5 separate regions of the Homo sapiens genome follow, and all the other regions are linked to region 3. The links are chromatin contacts, found by Hi-C or POLR2A ChIA-PET in ENCODE. All regions are on one chromosome and are shown on one strand. The core of a region is the stretch at or near the end of the contact, and the rest is flanking DNA. Distances in the headings are between cores, read along the strand shown.

Evidence for each region. A loop is a pair of places that touch in the nucleus more often than their neighbours do. ChIA-PET counts read pairs that join two places held with the same protein, here RNA polymerase II (POLR2A). Pooled maps may share reads with other maps.
Region 1: a map of CD8-positive, alpha-beta T cell shows a loop between it and region 3 (32-fold over the local background). The contact joins the promoter of CAND1 here to the promoter of SLC16A7 in region 3. A Hi-C loop is called at or near these places in 2 of 168 maps with a recorded cell type or tissue (CD4-positive, alpha-beta memory T cell and CD8-positive, alpha-beta T cell), 1 of 37 single-sample maps with no recorded cell type and 11 of 50 pooled maps.
Region 2: a map of CD8-positive, alpha-beta T cell shows a loop between it and region 3 (9-fold over the local background). The contact joins the promoter of LEMD3 here to the promoter of SLC16A7 in region 3. A Hi-C loop is called at or near these places in 4 of 168 maps with a recorded cell type or tissue (CD4-positive, alpha-beta T cell, CD8-positive, alpha-beta T cell and naive thymus-derived CD4-positive, alpha-beta T cell) and 8 of 50 pooled maps.
Region 4: a map of naive thymus-derived CD4-positive, alpha-beta T cell shows a loop between it and region 3 (13-fold over the local background). The contact joins the promoter of HELB here to the promoter of SLC16A7 in region 3. A Hi-C loop is called at or near these places in 1 of 168 maps with a recorded cell type or tissue (naive thymus-derived CD4-positive, alpha-beta T cell) and 9 of 50 pooled maps. POLR2A ChIA-PET finds 5 or more read pairs at or near these places in 1 of 52 experiments (HCT116).
Region 5: a loop to region 3 is called in a map of naive thymus-derived CD4-positive, alpha-beta T cell, with 8 times the contacts of the local background. The contact joins the promoter of LLPH here to the promoter of SLC16A7 in region 3. A Hi-C loop is called at or near these places in 1 of 168 maps with a recorded cell type or tissue (naive thymus-derived CD4-positive, alpha-beta T cell), 1 of 37 single-sample maps with no recorded cell type and 4 of 50 pooled maps.

The regions. Positions count from the first base shown.
Region 1 is chr12:67,267,762-67,272,805 of GRCh38, reverse strand. It overlaps CAND1 (cullin associated and neddylation dissociated 1), which reads right to left and starts at 3,448. Exons shown (of 15, transcript NM_018448.5): 1 at 3,021-3,448. The coding sequence starts at 3,088. RefSeq lists enhancers at 2,682-3,333, 3,613-3,872, 4,013-4,312.
Region 2 is chr12:65,166,432-65,171,364 of GRCh38, reverse strand. LEMD3 (LEM domain containing 3) reads right to left here and starts at 1,782. Exons shown (of 13, transcript NM_014319.5): 1 at 247-1,782. The coding sequence starts at 1,768. It overlaps LOC124902953 (a long non-coding RNA gene), which reads left to right and starts at 1,949. Exons shown (of 2, transcript XR_007063349.1): 1 at 1,949-2,148. RefSeq lists enhancers at 625-704, 1,615-1,764, 1,447-2,019, 2,205-2,264 and silencers at 698-901, 1,285-1,494.
Region 3 is chr12:59,594,740-59,599,832 of GRCh38, reverse strand. It overlaps SLC16A7 (solute carrier family 16 member 7), which reads right to left and starts at 3,804. Exons shown (of 6, transcript NM_001270623.2): 1 at 3,597-3,804. RefSeq lists enhancers at 2,996-3,145, 3,196-3,335 and a silencer at 3,806-3,875.
Region 4 is chr12:66,299,489-66,304,603 of GRCh38, reverse strand. HELB (DNA helicase B) reads right to left here and starts at 2,111. Exons shown (of 13, transcript NM_001370285.1): 1 at 1,814-2,111. The coding sequence starts at 2,000. RefSeq lists enhancers at 781-1,090, 1,121-1,220, 1,852-1,931, 1,992-2,041.
Region 5 is chr12:66,129,265-66,134,477 of GRCh38, reverse strand. LLPH (LLP homolog, long-term synaptic facilitation factor) reads left to right here and starts at 3,728. Exons shown (of 3, transcript NM_032338.4): 1 at 3,728-3,773. LLPH-DT (LLPH divergent transcript) reads right to left here and starts at 3,727. Exons shown (of 2, transcript NR_125724.1): 1 at 3,503-3,727; 2 at 29-426. RefSeq lists enhancers at 3,705-3,814, 3,855-4,004.

The DNA of each region.
Region 1 (5,044 bases), core at 2,199-4,698, 7.7 Mb before region 3:
GGAGTTGCTTGAACCTGGGAGGCGGAGGTTGAAGTGAGCTGAGATGGCGCCCCTGCACTACAGCCTGGCGACAGAAAAGACTCCATCTCAAAAAAACAAACAAAAAAAACCAAAACAACAACAACAACAAAAACCCTGCATATGGCAGAGTTCCTAATCTCAGCATTTCTCATCCTAATGCTTCCCCATTTCTCCTAAGTCTTAATATCTCATTTTTAAATAATGCACAATACTAAAACACAAAAGAAATATTACAATTTTTCAATAAATTGAGCCTTAATAGTCCTACAAAAAGATTCTTTTAAAATGCAGAAATTTCCAAATTTTTAAGCCTGCATTCATTTCTTTACCTTCTCTGTATTAATGAACTATGTAATTATATAAATAGACCTGAAATTTTATGCCTATAACAACCTTTTGTAATTAGTCATGTCCATGCCTCTCAGAAGTGAAAATGTAATCTCAAATTAAATAGCTTGCATAAGATCTTACAGTTCATAACAAAGAATCACACATGATTAGAACCCAGATCTTGTGACTAGGTCAAATTCTCTTTGGATTCTACCATGAGGATAATAAAATTTGCTCTTCATTTTGGCAGCATTTGTTTCTTCTCTCGTCCTTAGTACAGGCAGAGTGCTTTGCACATGTTGGTCATTCCATAATGTTAACCTTGCCCTCAAGATCCTTCTAGTGCTAGGTATTTTTAAAATATGTAGCCACAAATCTTGGTATTTAAGCCAAAATAAATAAACTTCTAATGAGAACAAGGCATCATTTTTTTAAAAAAGAGCAAATTAAAATAAATGCCTATACTAAAAATATGCAGAAAAAATTTCAAAATTCTTGACTCCAAACGCTCACTAATTAATTATTAAATGTCTGTTTAAACTAAACATATAAAGTGCTTTAGTTCCAAAGACTTGTTTATTAACTAGATGGCTACAGCGCATTATAAAAATGTTTTTTAGAAGACAGTTGATAAAAATATCTTAATGATGCCAAATTACTGGAAATCACGTACTGCTCCTAAATATACCTTGTTTAGCATTCACCAACTATTAGGAATATATCAATATTACACTAATCCTCCAGGAATTGTTTTGATTCAGTACAACCAAAATTCATACATAATCTTTACCAAATTCAGCAGTGACTGTCATTTAGTATCAGAGCACTATTTCTTTCATGTAATTTATTTAAGAAAAAAACAACTAGGTATGTACATGTTATCTTTCTTTCACAGGAAATTTAAGAAAGCAAGCTTCAGTCAATAATCACATGTATGGTATCACCACATAATTTCTTTAGCCTTTCTAAACTTATACAGGAGAATGACTAGTTGAACAAAATTGTATTATTATAAAGTGCTACCTTCAGACTGAAATTGACCACAATCAGAATGAAATTTACCACCTTTACAGGATGAGCCAAACTGACAGCAATGGGGAGGAAATCACGCCACACACCTCATCCATTACTTGAATTGGAAGCAAGCAAAGCCCCAAAAATCAAACGGCATTCCAATCCGTAAAACAACACAAAACCTTTATTTCCCCCAAGAATCTTAATTTTGGCCCTAGAACTACACAAATCTAAAACACACAAAACAAACATGTCACCTCCAAAAAGTTACAATACTAAAATTTTTACCATTAGCGAAATGATTTTTAAGTTTTAAATACATTTAAGAGCTGCCTAGGTAGAAATATTTTTTAAAGTAATACGTGGTTTTGTGGTCATTGATTATTTTAATAAGCCAGTATATCAATTTAATCAGGAACACAATTACTACTTTTTCATGGTTCTCCTTTCACAAATCCGAAAAGTTCTTCCCAGTCCACACGGTTTGGACACATTTTCAAGTGTTAAAACATATTGTTCATACAAAACAAACAAGCTCTTTAGTCACAATTTTAGTTGAAGACTATTTGTTATTTCCTTTAAAATGCACCCAAATTACAACCACTAAGCATTAGAGAACAAAACAGGTATAAGGAAATAAGCGATTTTTTTTTCTTTTTTTTTTTTTTTTTAGATTGAGAACTTATTTGTGAAGAGATGGGAGGCGGGAAAGAATGCAACAATCACCGAAGCGTGCAAGGAAAAATAAAAACAAAGATAACCTGTAAAAATATAACAAATCTTCACTATGCATATTACAACACTTTGGAACCAACAGTACCGATCTCCTGAACAGAACTGCTGTAATAAAGCTTCATATTCACCAGGTCCGTATTAAACATCTCTTCCTTTTGAAGATCCGTCTGCTATGATTAAGATCCAGCAATCCACCCCTTTGGCAGTGATTTTGGATATGAGGACATGAGACTGAAACCCCGAGTTCCTAAGTTGGTTTTACCTGACAAGAGGAACTGACAGTGATGCTGGCGGGAAAACCCTATGAGCGAAGTTTCCTCCATCCTGGCTCCCCTCCCCCTTCTTCCCACCTTCACGAAAATTAATAATCCACAAAAGAACTATGTATCAGCCAAGAGCGCAAAAGTTCATCATTCCACCTGAATGCAGCAAGGCCCACGCGCACCTGCGGGCAGAGAGGAGGCTGCCGGGTCCCCGAGTGGGCAGCAGCTTGGGCCCCAGCGAGCAAGGCGGCCTAGCGCCGCAGGATGGCAAGCGAATAGGCCCGGCGCCCGGTCTCCCGGCCTAGAGCAACTCCCTTCTCCACAATGGTGGGTGGTTTAGCCCCTTCGCGCTACCTGAGACGCAAGAATCGCCTCCTGGTGGGGCAGGGAAGGATGTGGGGGCGCTGAGACAAGCAAACGGGGCCTAGAGACCGCGGCGGGCAACTGCCTAGGAGAAAGAATGGGGGGAGGGGGTTGCAAGAGGGGAGAGGAAAGGGGCTCCGCAGGGATCGGGAGGCCAGCGGACCGGTGGGCTGGAGACTTCGGGGCAGAGAAGCTACCGGCTACGGCCGAAGGGGTGGGGCAAGGCCTGCGTGACGGCCAGGGCCGCGGCTGCGAGAACCCCGAGGTGGGGTGAGGGTCGGATCTCGGCCTCACCTAAAGTCCTTGTCGCTGGATGTCATTTTTTCCAGCAAATTGGAAATGTGGTACGAGGCGCTCGCCATGTTGACGGCCTCGATCCCGCCTGCTGGCGCTGCTGGAGCTGCTGCCCGCTGCCGCTGCCGCCGCCGCCGCCGCCACTGGAGCTCCTCCTCTCGCTCGCGGCGGCTCCCGCTTCCAGGGTCGCAGCGCGACGCCGACGCTGACTAGGGAGGCGCCTCGACGGGCTGCCCCCTCCCTGGCGAGGCGTGGGCCTGTCCCGGGGTAAGCCGAGGCTACAGAGCCAGCCTAACGACGGCGCTGTTCGCGTGAGAACGAGCTCATGGGCGGCGGGGCGTACAGAAGGGCCTCTACGGGGAGCCAGACACTTCCACTCAGGGCCGTCTCGCTCCCACTCGCTCCGCACTCGCTCCCTAGGGCAAAAGGCCAAAGCCCGCCTCCTTCGCTCCGGGGGCGGGGGCGGCAGACGCGGGCGCTACGGAAAGCTAAGGTCAGAGTTCACGGAGGCCTCCCCACGCACGCTGTGGAGAAGAGAGTTAAAAAACAATTCGGTTGGCTGAAGCCTGTGTCAGTTTTCATGTGACCCGCCTTTTGGAGGCATGACAACACAAAAAAAAGGGGCTGTTCTCGCGAGACTCTAAAGCGACGGTTAAGGGACAGGGGACGAGTGGAGCAAGTGGGCCTTAATCTGAAAATAACTTGATTGTTTAATGACATTAAGAGAAAAAGATTACGAGCTTTGAGAAGGAGGAAGCCTGGGAGTAACGACAGTTAAGGAGTTAGCTTGCGGAACCAACATAAGAATTTATAACAGGGAGGTGTCGTTTGGGATCAGACGCGTGGCCTGCATTGCCGTAGCCACCGTGGTGTAATGTTGCCACGTAAAAACCACAAATCCCAGAATTCAGTCGGGTGATACACTGGCTCAGAATGTGATTGGCTGCGGGAACTAGTAGCTTCCTCATTGGCTCCCGTGGAAGGAGTGAATGCTGGGATTTGCAGTCTGATGGGGGAGCCGTGCTGGGTAAAAACCTTAGAATCGTCGCGCACTCCGTTTCTGCCGCGGATTCTTATATTCTCCAATACAGGCTTTTTCTGTTATGCAGTATTTGCAGAGCAGGCTGCTGCAGTTTGGCCAGGCGCATTGCGGATCAGTTGGTGTTCTTGCCAGAGGCCTAGCAGCAGCTTCCTAGCGCTACTACTTGCACCTCCCAAGGCAGCTGAGCCTCCCCACTTCTCTGGCCAGACACACTCCTACCGTGCATCGTAGAACCACCTCTCTGACGCCAGCAGGACCTTAGTAAGAGTAATGGGTATGCGACAGATGGCTGTAGTCAGGCCCTACTGATTTCAAAATAGCTAAAAGACTATCTCTGTAGTTAGCTTTTGTGGCCTTGATGGACCTGCAGCTGTGTATTGCTCCCTCAGACGTACAAATTCGTGGAGATGAGTTATGAAAGTATTTAGTATCCAAGTTTTTCATCTGCTTAATATTTGGGATTTTAAACACAAGTTTTGCCAGCTAGGGGTCAACATCCCTGAAAGTGTTAGGGATGGAGCTAGCTGACAGGCCTTTCTAAAAGAACAGAGAGCCTGGTGAAGAGATGAAAAATCAATCTCACTTGATACTCCTGTTAAAAACAACAACAAACCTTTAAATAGCTCTCTACTAACACATAACTCAAATCCGATCAAATCTACCTGACCTTTACCATTGTTTTCTGTATTCATCAACTATTACTGAGTACTTCAAAGTCAGGCAATAGGAGTTAATAAAACAGATGAAACTTGGTTTAGCCTCATAATATGTGTTTAAATTTCACACATACCTCTGATCTGCTCTCATGTATCCTTCTACTTGAATGTATGTAATATAAAGGCCGGGTGCGGTGGCTCATGCCTGTAACCCCACCACTTTGGGAGGCCGAGGCGGGCAGATCAGGGCATCAGGAGTTCGAGACCAGCCTGGCCAATATGGTGAAACCCCATCTCTACTAAAAATACAAAAATTAGCTGGGCAT
Region 2 (4,933 bases), core at 533-3,032, 5.6 Mb before region 3:
ATATTCTTTTAAAAATTGTTTTGAATTTCACAATACATCATGCAGAAAACTTTTAAAACCAGCCATATGACATCATTTCGATAATGGTGTTCTTTAAGAAAGATGACACATGCACGCACTGTTGCGTTTTTGCTGTTAAACCATATTCTTGCAGGTAAGTCACTTCATGTAAAACGCTAAGCGCGGCTAAAGCGGACCACTAACAACATTCTCTTTGTTACCTTACCCACAGGATTTAATACTTACTGCTGAGTTCTCCATCCTCAGATACTCCTGTCCCTCTCATTCCTAGGTAAGTCAGTCCCAGTATTAGGAAAAATAAGCAGGCAGCAGTTAAGAGAAACATCGACAAGTAGTGGGCACTGAAACTCCCTGTTGGGGACACCTCCTCCCGTTTAAATTGCTGGAGAAGTTCCTCTTCGGGTTCGGAAAGCTTCGGTTTGTTGTATGTGTTTTTCAGGTAGGTATGATTGGAGCCCGTATGATTGGCGTGATTGATCCTGAGTGAACTAGAGGCGGCCACCGCCGCACTGGGAGGGAGACTGTTAGAATAAATCCTGGGGGAGTCCACACTGAAGGCCCCACCGCCAATATGATTATTGGTTTTCAGAAGGGAGCCTGTTGACGAATCCAAGGTTGAGTCCATGTCAGTAAGTGGCGGGGGCAGGAGAGGGGTCAGTTTCTTAGCGTTAACACGGTATCTAGGAACGGGGCTGGAGTCCACTTGATCACACCCTCCTCCCTGCTCCGCGGCCGCCGCCTCTTCGAGGTTTCGGCTCCTGTCTAGACTCCCGGCAGCCGCCGCCCTGTCATTCATCGCGAGTCCTCCCCCTCCCTGAACTGAAGTCTCCAGCCTGCCGCCGGCCGATTTAGCAGTCAGCGGGGGGAGAGGCTTACTATGGGTTCGTCTGGGCCGATGCCGGGAAAGGGAGTCGTCCTTTAATACCTGTCTGCTGGAGGCCACGTCGTCGTCGTCCTCTTCCTCTGAGTCCGAATAGTTTTCCCGGCAGCTGTAGGGGACAAGCCGGCTGCCATTCACGGTCCGGCTCGCCCAGAGCGGCTCCTCGGTCTCCGGGTCCCTCTCCTCACCGTCCTCTCCCTCCCCTTCCTCGTCCTCCACTGCTCCATCTTTCCCCGGCGGGGTCTGCAGCTCGGGGCCCGCCGGCCTCCTGGCCCCCCACCACGAGTGGGGCTTCCTTCGCTCTGCAGAGTTGCTGTTAGTCACCTCGCTGGCGGCCAGGGGCGCCGGCGGCGCTTTGAGCCCGCGGTACTGGAGCGAAGCCCGGTCTTTCCTCCCGCCGCCGCCGGCCTGGTCCCGGGGACTGGCCTCCACGTCCGACTCGTCCGAGCTGAAGCCCAGCAGCACTTTGCTGCCAGCCGCGGGGGCGGCGGAGGCGCCCCCGGGCCCTCCCAGGAGGCTCTCTGGGCCAGAGGCCGAGATTCGGCACAGGCCCCCAGGAGTCCGTAAGTAGGAGAGGTCGCCCGAGACCGGCCGGACCCCCATCCCCGCGGCCGCCGCCGCCGCTGGTCCCGCGGCTGCGACCGTGGCGGCTGCCGTGTTATTGTTATTACTGTTCCGCGTCTTGTTGCCGCGGCCCCCTGACCGGTGCTGTTGCTGCTCTTCCTCTCGAAGCTTCTTCAGCTTCTTGAGGTAGACCGGGCGGGTGCTCTCCGTCACTGGTCCGGGAGACAGGCCGTAACGGCGGAGCTGAGAGAAAAGCTCCTCATCCGAGAGCTGCTGAGGCGCCGAAGCTGCTGCCGCCGCCATTTTCTCTCCAGGGTGTTTTACAAGCTCCGCGCTACCGGAAGTGACGCGCCGCCCTAGACCCTGAACTAGACCGCGCTGCGTCGCCCTCCCAGCGCCGCGGGCATCTCGGCCAATGGGAGGCGCGGGAGGAGCTCACCTGAGCGGGAAAGAGCCACCTGAGCAGCGCGCGGCTCCCACGGCGGAGACTGTTTCTACTCTCTCACCTTGAGGTGTCGGCGCATTCTCCCCCTGCTCTCTATCTCATCTCCAGCTGTTCTCCGCCCTGCCCTTCCAAGTGCCGTTCCCGGGAGCTGTCTCTTACTAAACCACACCTTGACCTCACCTTCCTAGGTTCCTGCCACCGGGCAGTAATAACTGAAATCTACCTTGAAGTTTATGGCGTAAGTTTTCTTTACATCTGGATTCCCAATGCCGAGGGAGCCTAGACCTACTGAAAGAAATTCTGCTGGCCAGACTAGATTGGCAGCTTTCCCGTCTGACTTCAGGTTGTCTATTTTCAGTTCGTCTTTAGCTTGACCTACCAAAAAAAAAAAATTTTTAAGTGACTTTCTCTCGCTGCTCTTTTTGAGAAGCCTCACCTCTCTCATTCTGAGAAGATACGGAGTACACCAATCACAATACAATTTTCTTCTAGCGTAATGGCTGTTCATTCATTAGTTAATTGTAAGATATTATCTTTTTTTCCTTTTTTGAAACCTAATGACTTTACTACGTCAGCACTTGAAAGTGAAAGAGCTTGTCTGCTTCATTCTAAGACTCTCAGAGACATAACACATGATCCTATTTATTTCCTTCTTAGCACCTTTCCAACCAATAGTTATTTATCAGTTATTAATAAATATTTGTTTACTTTCAAAATTATTTATTGTCCTATCCTTTTGGACTATAATAAGCTCCATGTGTGGAGGAACCTTGCTTCTGTTACTCACAATACTAGTAGAAGCTCAATAAATATTTGTTGAATGAATTAAAGAATTGCAAAGAGAGGATAGTATGAGATGAATATTTTGAAATAAGACTAGTGCCAGGTGAGGTGGAGAAACCTTCACACAAAGTCAAAAAAACAAGGACAAGACCTGGAACCCCAACTCTGCCATTTACAGAATAGGAAATGAATCCCAGAGAGGTGAAATGTGCCCCATGTGGTGAAGATCTTGTCCCATTTTCCCATTTCCCCAAACCTTGGCAGACAGACAATTCTTTAGTACTTCAATCCTAGTAGCTACAAAATACTACAATAATTTTTTGTTGTTGAATGAGTTATTTTACCTATTACATTACCCTATACACCTGTACAGAAAAACGTTAGTCAAAAGCATAAATACGGCCGGGCGCGGTGGCTCACGCCTGTAATCCTAGCACTTTGGGAGGCGGGGCGGGGGGCGGGGGTCAGGGGACGGATCACGAGGTCAGGAGTTTGAGACCAGCCTGGCCAACATGGTGAAACCCCGTCTCTACTAAAAATACAAAAAAATTAGCCGGGCGTGGTGGCAGGCGCCTGTAATCTCAGCTACTCGGGAGGCTGAGGCAGGAGAATCGCTTGATCCCGGGGAAGGCAGAGGTTGCAATGAGCCGAGATCGCGCCACTGCACTCCAGCCTGGGCAACAAGAGCGAGACTCCGTCTCAAAAAAAAAAAAAAAAAAAAAAAAAAAAGCTTTTCTGTGGAGGACACTTCCTTGTCCTCTATCATTGAGACTTTAAGATTTATAAATGTTCCTGAATCTATGACTGTTATGCACTTATAAGAGAGTTTTGAACAGTAAACTATAGTGGCTATGATGATGATGACCCAGATTTTATTGCCATAATTATCTGGGTGGGAACTAAAATTATTATAAACTTAGTGGACTTGTGTCTCCATGTAGCAGAGTGGTTAAGCTGTGAGCTTTGGAGTTAAACAAAACTAGATATGGACCCAGCCCTGTCTCTTACTTTGATTCTTGGTTCAACATTTGCTTTATGCCATACTGGCTCCTCTGATAGGAATCATAGAGCTCTGTTGGCTCAGCCTCTGATTTTCATGAACCTTTAAGTGACCTCCTATAAGGACTGTTGAACCAGTTATGTTTCTGCCTGTGACTTTGGGCAAGTTAATTCATCTTTCCGAGCTTTAGTTTCTGTACAAACAGAAGACGGATGATAAAAATTCCTCAGAAGGCTGTTTTAAGGAGTAAATAAAACTATATGTATCTGCATAATGCCTAGTACCATACGTAACACAGTGTGCACTCAATAAATGTTAGTCAATAATATAAAGCTAAGCATTGTGTGCAGCCATTTCAGTAGCATGGCTCCTGAGAACTCTATGTAATAGCAGTTAAAGAAAATGCTACTCCATAGACAAAAATGGAAATGGTCAAACTTCCCTCAAGGCATTAAGTAAGTCCAATTAAGAGTTAATGAAGATGAGCCGGGCGCAGTGGCTCATGCCTGTAATCCCAGCACTTTGGGAGGCCGAGGCGGGCGGATCACCTGAGGTCAGGAGTTGGAGACCAACCTGGGCAACATGGTGAAACGCCATCTCTACTAAAAAAAATACAAAAATTAGCCGGGCGTGATGGCGGGCGCGTGTAATCCCAGCTACTCAAAAGGCTGAGGCAGGAGAATGGCTTGAACCCGAGAGGCGGAGTTTGCAGTGAGCCGAGATAGCACCACTGCACTCCAGCCTGGGCGACAGAGGGAGACTCCACCTCAAAAAAAAAAAACAAAACAAACAAACAAAAAAACTACAAAAAAAAAATTAGCCAGGTGTGGTGGTGCATGCCTGTAATCCCAGCTACTCAGGAGGCTGAGGCAGGAGAATCGCTTGAACCCGGGAGGCAGAGTTTGCAGTGAGCCAAGATCATGCCACTGCACTCCAGCCTGCGTGATGGACCAAGGCTCGGTCTCAAAAAAAAAAACAAAACAATTTTTTTTTAAAATGTGGATGATATTGCCTACCCTACCTGGCAGACAATTCAATCAATATTTGTTGAGAATGATGAACGAACACTGTATGTGAAAATGTTGTTCAAATATTTTGTTTACAAGTTAGGTATTATCAGATATTAATAATAACGACAACTATGATTGATATACTACTTTATACTTTTCAAAGAACTTTCATATACATGACCTTGTTTGATCTACAAGAAACCTTTCCTCTCTGAAGATACTAGAGCATG
Region 3 (5,093 bases), core at 2,555-5,054:
CCTAAGAGAAGCCCAGATCAAGTTACGAAGTAGTTCAGATGAACACAGATTACTTCAAGATGTGGAAAACAGGAGGGTACTTTTTATTTGGGATGAGTTGAAGGGAGGAGGGGAACAAAGGGCAATAACAGAATGTAATTATTCTTTGCCGCATGCCATTCTATTTATCAGGCACAGTATAAAACAGCTTATATTTGTTATCGTCTTTGGTGTTCAGAACAACAATACAAGTACTACCACAACATTGCATAAGACAAAGCCAGCCAGTGGCTTAACTAAAATTTAAATCCAGTGCCCCTGCATTATGGTCTGCCCTTTTAATTTCTTCCTTCTTTTTTTTTCCTGGTCCACCTTGAGTAGGTCACTCTTTGATGTTTGCACTTCATGGGCACCTTTTGCTAATTTGTCAAACCAAAGAGAATATTTTCCTATTCTGCATAAATGAGCATCATAAACTAGATGATTAGATGCAAGACAAGGAAAAGGAATCCTCAAAAGAGCCTCAACTATTGTGTTCTCAGGGCAGAGTTCATGCTGGATTTCCTGCCAGATTCAGTGTTGAAGGCGGGAGACACTTGGACTTGCTAATTTTTATTTCCTCCTCTTCCTCCTTCCCTCTAGTTCTGCTTCCCTCCCTCTTTCCTTCTTTCTATAATCAGTTGTTCTGAACCATGACATGCCAGACACTGTACTGGGCTATGGAGAAAACAACAGGTAAGGTCTTTGCTCTTATTTAGCTTCATGCAAGGCAGAAGCTATATGACACAGTGGTTAAAGCCAAACAGATCGCATCGGTGCTTGCCCCAGCTCAACCACTTACTAACTGTACCAGCTGAATAAGCTATGAAACTTTCTGGGCATAAATTCTTTTTTCTGTAAATATGGATATGGACAGATCCACCTCAAATGGTTGCTACATGCTATCAGACAGTAGTAGCACAGTGCCTGGAATATGGTGAGCATTACAGAGTTGTCATTATAGTTATTATATACTACAGTTACTTTATACTCTTAGGAGTGAGTGGATTGGTTTGCCCAAGGTGTAGTAGAAACTGCAACTCAAACTCTTCTCTCAAATAATGGAAATCAATTCATTGACAAAGATAATCTTCAGAGAAGGATCATCCTGCCCTCATAACATGAAGAAAAATCCTTCATTACCTGTTTTTATTCATTAAGGATCACTATTAATGGACAAAAAATGGGCTGAATACAGGTTCCTGAGAAAAGACATTCTTCTCAAATTTGCCTTTTAGCAGATCTTACCAACATTTCTTACAACTGTGGAGTTCCTTTCAAGTTACTTGGATATATGTTTCTTCCATCAAGAGGAGAAAAAAAATGGACTAAAAGGCAAATGGGATACAAGAAAGATTAACCTGAATGACTGACTATATGAGAACTTCTTGAAAGCAGAATTACAGCCTCATTCATCTTGGCAACCCTGGTAGGGTGTCTAGACTGATTATAGGGGCTCAAATATAGCCCGTCTGTATTCTAGGTACTTACCACACACTTCATTCTTCCCAATATCACTTCAGAGTGGGTACCACCAATCTCATTTTATAGACAAGAAAAAGGTAAAGCCCAGATTGTTAAACAATTACTCAACCTTACAAAAGTGCAGAACCAATCTGTTCTAAAGTTAATTCCCTTTTTCCATGTGAATGTCTCAAAAATGTTTGGTGGATGAATACAGAATTAAAAGCAAATTCTGGAGATGCCTTTTATTTCAGATCCGTGATCCAGGAATATGACTCCAGACAAGGGAGGTTTATTTAGGTAATGTTGCTCTCCTTCCCTTTAAAAGAGCTCAAAGCCAAAAATATAAGCCAGACATTATCAAAGAGCAAATGAATGTCTAGAAATAAACTGAGCATTTATAGAAGGATACACTAATTTGAACATCGGGAAACAGATGTTAAAATTTCAGATCACTTATTATTCAAACATGCCTTGGGGGGAAAAAAGTAATATGTAACTGCAAACTGTTGTTGTATTTGCAAAAAATAGTTTCTGAGTTTGTAAGTTGTTACACAATACACTGAGTTTCTTACGGTTGTAATCTTTCCTTTCCACTGAGATCATTCAGTCCCTCACTTGGATTGCTTTAAATGTAATCTGCTCAGTCAGAAGTAGAACCTGGAGTTAGGATTGCTTCACCAGAGCTAAATATTAGTCACTTTGCTCAACCCTCATTTGCCCTCTGCTGTCCCCACCCAACTCTCATTTTTCAGCCACACTCCACCAAATGCATACTTAGTGCTTGTGGTTCCAGTAACACAACACATTCAAGCTAACCTGTCTGTGGAAAGTTTGCAACCCTCTGAGTTCAGACTGGGGTTAGCCATGAAGCATGGGGTGACAGGAAATGGCATCCAGTAGTCACTCTTTCCTCTGGGTCCAGTCTTTTTCCCATCACTTTCATCATTGTCCGCTATTTTATTCCTCTGCCGCATCTCCTTTGGGACCCAAGAGGGAAGGAGGACACGAAATAATACAGGAAAGGAAATCAAAAAACAATTGTAGAGAAACCACTCCTCGTTTCCTCTTCTATGTCTCGTGTGTGTGTGTGTGTGTGTGTGTGTGTGTGTGTGTGTGTGTGTGTGTAAAATTTTAATTTCCCTGGAATTGGAACTACAGAAGTCCCTCCTCAGCCCTACCGGGAAAGTGGCACTGGGCACGACCGCCCTTTCCAAGGCAGTCTGCAATCCTTTTCGCGGAAGTAGAGGAGAAAAGGGGGTGGAGAAGGGCGCCGCGATGCAGCATCCGCTGAGAAAACAGGCAGTTCGCACGTGAGCGGGCTCGCAGCCTGTGGCGCCACCTGACCGGGCCTGGCGCCCCCAATGTGGTGCAGTGGCCCAGCAAGACCAGAAGGCTCAGGCCCTCCTGAACCCTTGCCAAGTCAGAGGTCCCTTTCTGCCTGGGCTCAGGCCTCGCCCGCATATAGTTTTCCATCTGCTTCCACCCCTGCCATCCTTCCTGGGGACCAAAAATGAAGAAAGACAACCCCCCCATCCCCCGGTATTTCGTCTTCCCCTCACAGCCTCTTCCTGTCCTGATCATCTGCTCAAAGAGAAGACGTTCTCTCCACACACTCCACCCCCGCCTCCACCTTCTGCGGCAATGAAGCCACGCCACCCTAGGGGGCTCGGGGGCCGGATGCTGGCGGGGCGCGCACTAGAGACACGCCGCACTGGAAGCAGCCCTCGGAGTCCCGTGAGCCAGGGAGACTGGGGTGCACCGCGCCACGCTGAGTCTCGGTGTAAAAGCCGAGAGCGTGAGCACCTCCTGGCCGAAAGCACGCGAGGCGCTCCTTGCCCAGGACCCCGCGCGCCCCCTCAGTTCCCGGGCAGCTGTCGGCGCGCACTGGCTGACGCGAGCTCTGCTCCCGCGGCCGCTTCGGGATTTTTTTGTCTATATAAGGGCTCGCTGGCCAACTCTGCGTTGGCACGTTTGTCACAGGCTGGCCATTATTTGCACACACGCGTGCGGCTCCGCGGGCAGCTCGGGTCGCAGACGCAGGCTCGCCCTCCTCTTAGCCGGCACCTCCTCCTCCTCCTCCTCCTCTCCCCTCCCTCCCCAGCTGTACTTACTTTATCTGGTCTCTGGCGCAGGGTGGGCGCTGCAGCCCTCCGTTCCCAGCAAACCGCAGCCGATTCGCCTCGCTGTCAACGGGTGAATGGAATTATTTATTTATTTATGGCCCCTGACGTGTCCTCGCCCGCCACAGCCAGCGGAGAAGGAGGCGGTGGCGGGAAGGGGAGGCGCGGCTGCTGAACGCCCTTGTGGGTGCGGAGGAGCGCGCGCCAGGGGTGGGGGCCGGACAGGCTGCGGTGGAGGCCGGCCCGGGGGGTGGTGGGGGGGAGCCGCCTCCCGGTGCCTGGAGACCGACTGAGCATGCTCCAAGCGGCTGTCAAAGCTATAGGCACTTTCTCTATCGCTCGGGGCACTCCACTTCGGATTTTAGTTTTGACCAAGGAAGAAAGCCAAAAGGCAGGTAGATCTGTCTTTCCAGATGGGTCGTAACTTGCTGTATCCGAAGTACTCTGTAGCCTGACCTAGAAGACAGATGTGCGGTAGCTCTGTGCAACCCAAGCATGGGAGAGGAAAGCATGCAAAAAAAGAAGAGTCTGGCCGAATGCAGGGAGAATAGGAGATCCTCATTGTGAGCTTGCAGGGAAAGTGTTGAGCCATTTTTCAACTGAGGCCTTTTTGGGAGAAAGAGGTAGGGCACTGTTGGAGATTAGACTCACCAACCAAATCACTTCACGGAAAAAAATATAATTGACACCATAGGAGGAAGGACATAGAAAACAGCACCAAAAAACATTAAAAATAAGAAGGATTTTTTTTCAAATCATTTATAATTCCTTTCATTTTTAATTTCTCAAATTACTTAGTTCTTCAAACCAGCATTTAGTTATTTGACAACGAATAGTGCTAGAGATAATGGTAATTCTGCTGTCATTGGTTTGGTCTCTTCCCCTGTCTAAAATGTGCTTCTTGGTAAAACTGGAAAGAGGAAGGGCTGGAAGAGAACATTTAAGTAACCCCATAGATTGGGTTTCTTTAATATCTTTAAGTTAAATTGCCACTTTAGAGAAAAAGAAACTATCCAAAAGAATAATTGTAGGTTTTGGCTTGACAAGTCCTATTGCAGTTTGTCTACCAGTTTAGCTAGCTTTCTCCTCCTTGATTTCACAATCATTTTAAGGTGTGTTCTATGATTCTTCACATTTTACGAATTTATAAAAAGAGTTAAGTCATTTGGGTAAATTCACATTGTCTTTGCCACAGCTAGTCTGTTGTAATGGACGAAATTTGAATTTCAATTTCTGTAGCTATGAAATAAAAGTAATATCAATCGTGTTGATTTCATAAGATTTAAGTGAAATAATATACATGAAGTGGCTGGTAGGCATAATACAAGATGAAAAAATAATCGTGATTAATAACATCAAAATTACTGGAAGATAATTTTATTGAAAGAATGATATTTGAAAATGAAAAAAAGGCAGAAAATTACAGAAAGGATTTTATATTTTTAAGCTAAAAATGCTTAAATAGACATTTGTATAAGACATAATAGG
Region 4 (5,115 bases), core at 862-3,361, 6.7 Mb before region 3:
TAGGGTGCCTGTAACACTGCATTCTGCCTACCTCTTTTTCTGTCTCCCTCCACTACACTGTAAATACTAAAACAGGACACTGTTTCGTTTGTCTTTGTATTCCAAAACGCAAGCACAGTACACAGCAGGTGTCTGCTGTTCCTCTTCTAAAATCAGTCCCCTCTCTGCTACTCTTGACTTCAGCCAATACTGGCCTTCATGCAGTTTCTTTAAAATGCCATGGCCCTTCACTCAAGTTATTCCATCTGCCTTAACTGATCTCCCCTTTACTGTTTACTACATTTACTACAGACCTCAGCTTAACTATCACTTACTTAGAAAAGTCTTCCCTGAATCTCATGTATAAAACCTCTCAAAGCACTATTTAGCATTCCTTCTAAGCATTTAGTAACATTATAGTTACTTCTGTGATTAAAGAATGTTTGTTTAATACACTAGAGGGTAAGCTTCATTAAGACTGCAACCTTGTTATTTTATTTCTCTAGGTTTTCCCAGCACCAAACATGCTAGCCAGTTGATGATACTTTAGAATGACGACTAAGCCCTCCACAAATACTTGAAACTTTTCTGCCTAAATCTGCGCTGTCCACCCACGTGGCTATTTAAATTAAAATGTAATAAAACTTAAAATTTCTCTCCTCAGTTACACTAGCTGGATTTCAAGTTCTAAACAGCTACATATGGCTAGTGGCTATTATACCAGACAGTGCAGATATAAAACACTGCCATGATCATGGAAAGTTCTACTGAACAGCACCGGTCGGCACATTAAAATATTTTAAGTCTCAGTCACAAAGTATACATAACAGGTATAACTTATAGCACAGGAAACTACCTCATAGCACAGGAAACTACTTATACAAGGTTTACCCGAACCACAAGGTTACTAACACCAATTAACAATCATCTGTGCACTGAGGTGTTCCTTGTGTTTCGTTTTTCTTTTTCTTTTCTTTCCTTTTCGTTTTTTGAGATGGAGTTTCATTCTTGTTGCCCAGGCCGGAGTGCAATGGTGTGATCTCAGCTCACTGCAACCCCCACCTCCTGGGTTCAAGCAATTCTCCTGCCTCGGCCTCCCAAGTAGCTAGGATTACAGGTGTGCGACATCACGCCCGGCTAATTTTGTAGTTTTGTTGTTGTTGTTGTTGTTTTACTAGAGACAGGTTTCACCATGTTGGTCAGGCTGGTCTCGAACTCCTGACCTCAAGTGATCCACCTGCCTCGGCCTCCCAAAGTGCGTGAGCCACCGCGCCCGGACTGTTTTGTTTTTCCAAGAAGCTGAGGAAGAACCACGTATTTGACTCCAGGCAATATAGGATAATAATTACAAGTTCTCATTCTATAGAACTTGAGGATAAGTGGTCAGAAGGAAAAATAAAAGTTCCGATTCTGGGTGGAAATAGAGACTCAACATCCACTGTTTCCTTAAGCGTAAAACTACCTTACATTAAAGGTACATTAAATTAAAGGACGACCATTAAAATGAGAATAATTTTAAAAAAAAAAAAAAAAAAAAAGGGCAACCCGCTCGGGTCCCCTTCCACACTGTAGAAGCTTTGTTCTTTCGCTCTTTGCAATAAATCTTGCTGCTGCTCAAAAAAAGAAAAAAAAAAAAAAACCACATAGTATGTGTCCAGTTAAAGTCACTGCTATTATTATAGTCATAATTTTACCCTTGGTAGGATGAAGCAGCTAGACCACTGATAAGCTAAATCTGTTAGCACGACTGGGTGCCTTGCTCAGGGCAAAGCCAGAATGGGAAGCGCTACTTTGGACCCTCCAACCCCATCCCCCGGGCAGACGCCTTCCTCACCGCGGAGGCACCCGGGGAGGCTGCCAGCCTTTACGCCCCCACTGCAGAGCTCCTCGGCGTCGATGAACACGGACTCTTCATCCTCCTCCACGTCGTCGTTTAGGTAGTCGTCGTCCTCCTCCACCAGATCCCTGGGTGGGAGCAGAGGTCCCTGAAGTTGGCGCAGGTACGGACTCGACCTGGCCATGCTTCTCCTGAACTCAACCCAAACAACTCGGGAAAACCCTGGCTAACTGCATGGTCATGATCAGCCAATCAGTTCTACGACTGTAAGGCCATCAACTTCCGGGAACGGCCTGGCGGCCGCCAGCGTACATAAAACCTGAAAGGCAGCGAAGCTCCGCCCCAAGTTTCCAGGAATTGCCGAGGGGAGGGCATGTGGAAGGGGCGGGGCAAGGCGGGTTAGGGGCGGGGAAGGGAGAGCGAGGGGCTGGGAGATGGGCGGGGCTTCCGCTCCTTTTGGAGCCTGGTGCTGGGCGGTGATTATCAGGAAGGTGCTGGGACGAAATCAGCGCTGGGGAGTGACAGGCGTGGCACCTGCAGAACCGCCAGTGCACGGCATCTCCTGCGGAGAGAGAACGGGGAGAAAGTCCACTTCTGCTGAGCTTGAAGAACCTGGAAAAGCAACCCCCACCCCAACCTTCCCAAAACGAAAGTATAGCAGATGCCCTTCTGGAATCGGATCTAGGGCAGGGACCTAGAATTCTGTCTTTTTAATGTACATTCCGGGCTGTCCATTTTGATGCTCAGCTAGGTTTGGACACCACTGGATTAGATAACATTCAAAGTTATTTTTATCCTTTCCTCTGTGAGTACACCCTGGTCTCCCAAACTTATTTAAGCTGGGCTGCTACCTGCTGACAGTGGGGCAAAAGTGTCTCTTTGCAGCCCAGAGTATAGACAGGAATAGGAGAAGGGAAATAGAAGAGAAAGGAACGTGGTTTTAAAAACTATTATGGGGCTATGATTCTCTTACTTGATGAGGATGGTACTTGAAAGTCTTGGTACTATTTAAGAAATACCATAAATATATTACTACATTACTGTATTGATACTGTTTATTTTGGGATTATTCCTGAAATAACTAAACACACACTATTTACTAAATCCAAAAGCACCTGATGCTATATTTAAATATATATAAACGACAACTAGCACCAAATATTTAAGAAAAATGTATAGGAGAAAATATAAAAATTGATTTCTTTTCCTTTGGGTACCAATTGAAAAATGCCCACTTTTGTTGCTTTTAAAAGAAATACTGTTGCAGCTGACAAAACACCAGTGTTTCCAAGGATTGGCTATATGAGGTTGAATTCCTTTGACATTCACATGGCTACTGTTTCCACCACAACATTGAATCTCCTCTGACAAATGTCACACTTACTGTCCTCTTCGTTTCAAAAACCAGTGGATACTTTTCAGCCTTTGTTTTACCTGACCTCTCAGCAGTATTTGATACTGATAAGTATTTTCTTCTTGTAGCATTCTGCTGCCGGGGCTTTTGCAGCTTGCCTTCTCAGATTTTTCTCCTTTCTGGCTATTTACAGTCTTGGACCCCTCTGCTTGCCTGTAAGTACTGTTATTCCCCAAGGCTCCATCCCAAGCATCTTCTTGCTCTATAATCCTTTCCTCAATCATCCTTCACCTACATGCTAATGACTCAGCCTAATCTGATCTCCAAACCATACAAACAACTGCCTAAACACTGTCAGTCACTACTGGATGCCCCTTGGCTACTTAAGACTCAGCATATCTAAACTGCAACTTATCATTGGCTTCCCAAATCTGGGTCACTTATGAGTATATACATGGGATATTCTTGTTACCAACATGATGACTTGGGCACAAGAATCAACTCTAGATCTCTAGATGTTAAACTTTTTTTTCTTTCTCTCTTTTTTTTTGGGGGGTGGGGGGACAAGGTCTCATTGTGTTGCTCAAGCTGGTCTTGAACTCCTAAAGTCAAGTGATCCTCCTGCCTCAGTCTACCAAGGTGCTAGGATTACAGATGTGAGCCACTACACAGCACAGGTGTTCAACTCCTCCTCCCTTTTTTTTTTTTTTTTTTTTGGTACAGGTCTATAGTGGCACCATCTCAGCTCACTGAGGCCTTGACCTCCCAGCAGGCTCAAGTGATCGTCCCATATCAGCCTCTCAAGTAGCTGGGACCACAGGCTCACACCACTAAGCCCGGCTAATTTTTTGCAATTTTTTGTAGAAACAGGGTTTCGCCATGGTGTCCAGACTGGTGTCGAACTCCTGAACTCAAGTAATCTGCCGGCCTCGGCCTCCCAAAGTGCTGGGATTACAGGCGTGAGCCATTGCACCTGGTCACTATATGTTCAGCTTCTATTCATATAGTTCAATTGCATTTTATTGGATAGTGTAGATAGGAATTTAGGATGATAAGAATCTTACTTCTTTACCTATTGTTTTCTCATTCTTTTAAAAAAAAAGTTAACAATTCTGGCTTTCTGGATACCATCTTTACCATACATAGTAAGCAGTGGTACTCAAATCTGGCTGTGCATCAAAATCACTTGGGATGTGTTCTAAAATTGAGATACCTGGATCTACCCTGAAGCTACACTTCCCAAAACAAAAAACAACATAGACATAGGTTATCTACTGTGTGATTTTTGTAATAGCAAATTATTGGAAATAGCAGAGATGTTGAACAGCAAGAGACTAATGAAATAAACTGTAGTACATCCACACAATGGAGTATTCTTCAGCTATTTTTTTTATAAAAAGAAAGAAAGATTGCCACAAATTGGTAGGGAGTAGTTTCCAAGATACTGTTTTAAATTAGAGAAAGCAAGATGTAAAACAATGCATATCATTTTATTTGTATGTGTCAGTGTTACGAAAAAAAAAAAAATCACATGAAAGATAAACCACAAGTTAATGAAAATAGCCAGGAATGGTGGCTCGTGCCTCTAATTCCAGCACTTTGAGAGGCCAGGGTAGGAGGATTGCTTGAGCCCAGGAGTTTCAGACCAGGTTGGGCAAAATAGCAAGACCTTGTCTCAAAAAAATAAATAAATTAGCCAGACACAGTGGCGTGTGCCTGTAGTCCAGCTACCCTGGAGGCTGATGTGAGAGGATTGCATGAGCCCAGGAGGTTGAGGCTGCAGTGAGCCAGAAGAAGGTGAAGGAGGAGAAGGAGGAGGAGGAGGGGGAGGTGGAGGGGGAAGAAATTGATGAAAATAGTTACCCACAGAGGAGATGGAAACATGATAGGACAGAAAGGGGATACGGACAAGAGCTCTGAGATTAATTTATTATGTAGTTTGACT
Region 5 (5,213 bases), core at 2,479-4,978, 6.5 Mb before region 3:
CCTCACTTCCTAGATGGGATGGCGGCCGGGCGCAGACGCTCCTCACTTTCCAGACTGGGCAGCCAGGCAGAGAGGCTCCTCACATCCCAGACGATGGGCAGCCAGGCAGAGACGCTCCTCACTTCCCAGACGGGGTGGCGGCCGGGCAGAGGCTGCAATCTCGGCACCGTGGGAGGCCAAGGCAGGCGGCTGGGAGGTGTAGGCCGTAGCGAGCCGAGATCACGCCACTGCACTCCAGTCTGGGCACCATTGAGCACTGAGTGAACGAGACTCCGTCTGCAATCCTGGCACCTCGGGAGGCCAAGGCTGGCGGATCACTCGCGGTCAGGGGCTGGAGACCGGCCCGGCCAACACAGCGAAACCCCGTCTCCACCAAGACCAGTCAGGTGTGGCGGCGCGTGCCTGCAATCGCAGGCACTCGGCAGGCTGAGGCAGGAGAATCAGGCAGGGAGGTTGCAGTGAGCCGAGATGGCAGCAGTACAGTCCAGCTTCGGCTCCGCATGAGAGGGAGACCGTGGGGAGAGTGAGAGGGAGAGGGAGAGGGAGAGGGAGAGGGAGACGGAGAGGGAGAGGGAGAGGGAGAGGCCCCCTTACATTTTTGCACGCTATTAATACCATTTTCAGTTCAAAGGTGGAATGGACTGATTGTGACTAAAGATTCTGTATAAGCAAAAGTAGATCTGACATTTTTAAAATGTAAAACAATGCCATTCTTTTCACTAAATTATTTTTTATTTAGAAAATATAGTTATTTTCCATAAAAATGTTAACATGTAGTAAGTTTATCCTTTCTAAATGACTTAAATTTTCCAAAAAAAATTGTTTTAATTTCTGATAAGATCAATATAATAAGCGTGTAAAGGAATCCCAAGACCAAGAAGTTTGAAAACCTTTGGTACAAAATATTACATTTTATAAATCAACCATTGGTTTATTCCTGTGTTCTGTCAATGAATTTTATGTGGTATGTAAGTCCGTGTATGTGTCCCACTGTGTATAAGTATGAGTTCTTCTAGGTAGGGAATATACCTCGACCATTTTAAAGCATTGCATTAAGTAAAGGTGAAAATACACAGACTTCAGAAATATTAATAGAAAGTGGAATTAGGGCTGGGCATGGTGGCTCATACCTGTAATCCCAGCACTTTGGGAGACCGAGGCGGGCAGATCACCTGAGGTTGGGAGTTCGAGATCAGCCTGGCTAACACGGTGAAACCCCGTCTCTACTAAATATACAAAATTAGCTGGGCGTGTTGGCGCACGCCTGTAATCCCAGCTACTCAGGAGGCTGAGCCAGAAGAATCACTTGAATCCAGGAGGCAGAGGTTGCAGTGAGCCAGGATCGTGCCACTGCACTCCAGCCTGGTGACGAAGTGAGACTCCGTCTCAAAAAAAAAAAGAACATGGAATTAGCAGGACTTGGACAGAGCAACAGGCAACTCAGTGTGCAAGGGCCATAGGAAGAACAGCTAAGAGGTAGGAGGAAAATGAGGAAAGAGCAATATCTGAGAACTTCTGTATTTCTTGAACGTAATTTGGGAAAAGAGATGCAGTAGGCCGTATACACCTGCCTTGATTTCTTCTCAGACCTAGCTTCAGTCTACTTGATGCATTTCCAGGGATTAGTGGTCAACAGCCTGCAGCTGCAGGCCTTTTTTTTGGAGCAGCTAAGGACTTAGATACTTTTTGCTTTTTCCTTTCATTTTTCTAGAGCTTTGTCTTGAAGTCCCCATTATCTAGGGAATGGGCAACATGGGGTCACTATCTGAATCCCAGAAGTCTTCCTGTTCCTTACTGATTGTGCAGATCAGGGATTCCATGGGAGAGGCCTGACTGCAGGGGCCCCACTGACTGTTCTGCATCATGTAGCATGCCTTTTGGATGAGAAAATCAGTCTGCTTCCTGTAAGGTATTCAGGGCCACCCACTGTGCCTCTAGTTCTATATATAGGCTCCTTCCAGCTCTGTGATGAGCCACTGCAATGTTTAGTTGGACCCTTAAGCCTTGTTTGTCCATTAGGAGATAAAGTTTCCCAAAAACAGTAGTTTAGTTTCCTTCATCTTTGCAAATTCAGCATAGTGCCTATAATAGAGTGCATATTCAAAGGCATGAATGAAGGAATGAATTAGACTTTTAAATATACTAAGGCCACTTTTCTAGAACTGCTTTTATATAACTGGTGAGGGGACATAAGTAAAAAGGAGTAAAAGGGTGTTTTACTCAGCTGTTTAAAGCACTTGTAATGCTAAATCATGGCATGGTATTTTAACAACATGACATTTTCATAATAGGTAAATTATTTTTTCTGGTGCCAAGTGCCTATTCAAAAGTCTTGTCCTGGTATGTTAAACAAGATACAGTAAATATGGACTATCAGAATATAAGTTTTCTCTAAAATGCAATGTGCACTTATATTTTTGGGTGAGGTAGCTAACTTCTCATTTGAAAGATGAGGTACAGTATATGGTTAACTTGTAAAACAGAAATTCACTTGCTTTATAAGAACGAAATCTCATTTAAATAAACCAGGTTTCTTAGGCATGCTTCCTTTTTTTATATCAAATGTTCTAGGTTTTTTTCAGCCTCTTTAACCTTGCTATATTCTGAATTCAGTAATTTCCATACTATGCATGGTTTCATAAAGGACACAAATTTAAAGAAAAAAGGTACCCATAGATTGCCTCAGAACCCCTTTTTCTGGCAACCAGCAGGAGTTTACCAGGCCATCATTAAAGACATGTTTTTTGGGTATATGTCGTAAATCTCTAGAAACATTGCTTACAAATAGTACTGTGTAGCTATACTTTTGAAACTATAATGTAAAAAGGGTACCATTTGTTGAACTCTTACAGCATCAATTAGGTTGTATTATGTTCACTTTAGGGACAAGGAAATTCAGGCCCTTATGACATTAATTACTCACCCATATCGTTCACAAGTGTTGGAAGCAAGAGTACAACACAGACCTATATGGTTCCAAAGCCTATGCCAGTAGAAATAGTTGTACAGTAAGTGTTATTCGTGAGCTAAGACAATCGTCCTAGGCTTAGCATTGTGTCTGATACGTAAGTGATCAGACAGGTAAACATTGATAGAACTGAAATCCTTTGATCATTTTACCCTTTAAATTCTTCTCTGGGGTAGGAAAAGCTTGTTTTCTGTTTTTGGTAACCGCTTTGAGTATAACTGACATGCAATAAGTTGCACATATTTAAAGTGTGCAGTTTGATACGGTTTTACATATGTGTACATCTGTGAGGCCATCACCCGAGATGAGAAAATGCACAGGCTGCAAATAAAAATGATCTCAATACGGCCTCTGGAAGAACACCTGATCTAGGCTGACTTGATCTAAGGAAATACATGAGTATCATGTAAACGCTGAGGTCAGATCTAAAGGTCGGCTCGGAGCTCCCTATCTGACAAGTAGGGTCCCCTGGCCAGGTTCACTCCATAGGTTAGTCTCGGGGCTACCCTGCCCACGTCCGGAAAGCGGACCTACCTGGGGCCTAACCTTGACCGGACACCCGTCAGCATTCTCCAAATCCGACTTCTACACCTGTATGGGACGGACCAAGTTTCTAGGTCCGCGATCACACCAATGGCGGAAGCTCGTCAGCGCCCGGGTTCCAAAATCCCGCCTCTCAAGGCTTCTTGAGACATTTTGTCTCCCGGCGTGCAATGCGTCCGCCCCGGGTGGCCTCCGCCCGGAAGACGGAAGTGCAAAGACTTCCGGTCGGCGTGAGCGTGAGGTGTGGGTGTTCGTTTCTCAGGTGAGTTCGGTTCCTCACCGGTCCAGTGACACATGGGACTTGGGGCTTGATTCCGCCACCCTTGGAGAATTTCGTTTCTTGACACTCGCTGGGCTATACTTGAGCTCCAGTCCGGAGATGCAGGCCTTGTTGAGGGCGAGGGTTCCCCTTGCTCTTTTTGGTGGGGGCCCTCCGGCTTCCGAGTGCACTGGATAAAGTGGAGCCCACCCCTGTCGTTCACTCCCGCTGAAGTTAACTTCGGCCCTCAAGGTTGTTTGCCGCCCGCTTTCCTAGCCCCTCGCAAGGGTTGAGTTATGTAGACAAGGGAGCGGAATGACTGTGATTGCCGGCGTTCAAAAAATGTTAGTGGTTCGTTCAACAAGTATGCAAAAAGTGTGCGATTCAGCAGTGAACAAGACCTTTCCCTCTACCTTCGTGGAGTCTACAGTCTGGGGAGAGGGTCGGGGGGCGTGACAGAAAACAATGGTTTCAGGTTGTAACACTTAATAAGCAGGGAAGGGAGCTTACGGAGGTCAGAGGAGTCCTTTCTGAGGTAGCGAATGAAGGAGCAAGCCTTGAGAAGAGCAGTTGCCAGGCATAGGGACAGCAAATATGAAGGCACTGACGTAGAGATAGTTTGGACTCTTTACAGACGTAGTTGGTGCCTGCGGGGATGGGGATGGAGAATGAAATGAAATAGAGTTGAAGGAGGCAGGGGACAGATCACAAATGACCTTGTAGATCTTGAATATATATGAGGGAGGAGGTCTTTAAAGAACTCGAAGAAAGGCAGTGAATGCTTTTTTAAAAGATCACACTGAGCACCTTGTGGAGGATTTAGGGCGGAACTGAGTGGAAAGAAAACAAGAGTAGGAATAGATAAGTTTACAGTCGTTAAGTTGGCTTGAGAGGATGGATAATGAAGATGAGGTGAAGTGTTTATAAAAATCATTTGTAATTTGTAAGCTGTTGCATAAATGTAAGGTGATGACGCTGTTGCATTCTGGGGAAATTAAATTTCTGTATTTTGTAAAGAAATTCAGCCGGGCGCGGTGGCTCAAGCCTGTAATCCCAGCACTTTGGGAGGCCGAGGCGGGCGGATCACAATGTCAGGAGATCGAGACTATCCTGGCTAACACGGTGAAAACCCGTCTCTACTAAAAATACAAAAAATTAGCCAGGCGTGGTGGCGGGCGCCTGTAGTCCCAGCTGCTCGGGAGGCTGAGGCAGGAGAATGGCGTGAACCTGAGAGGTGGAGGTTGCAGTGAGCTGAGATCGCGCCACTGCACTCCAGCCTGGGACACAGAACAAGACTCTGTCTCAAAAAAAAAAAAAGAAAAAAGACATGCAAGGTGCTTTCAGAATTGGTTTGATTTGTAGTTTGCTTATGACCACAAGTTTGATTTGATATCTTGTTATTTAGTGACTGTGTATGTACCATGTTGATCTTCATATAAGTTG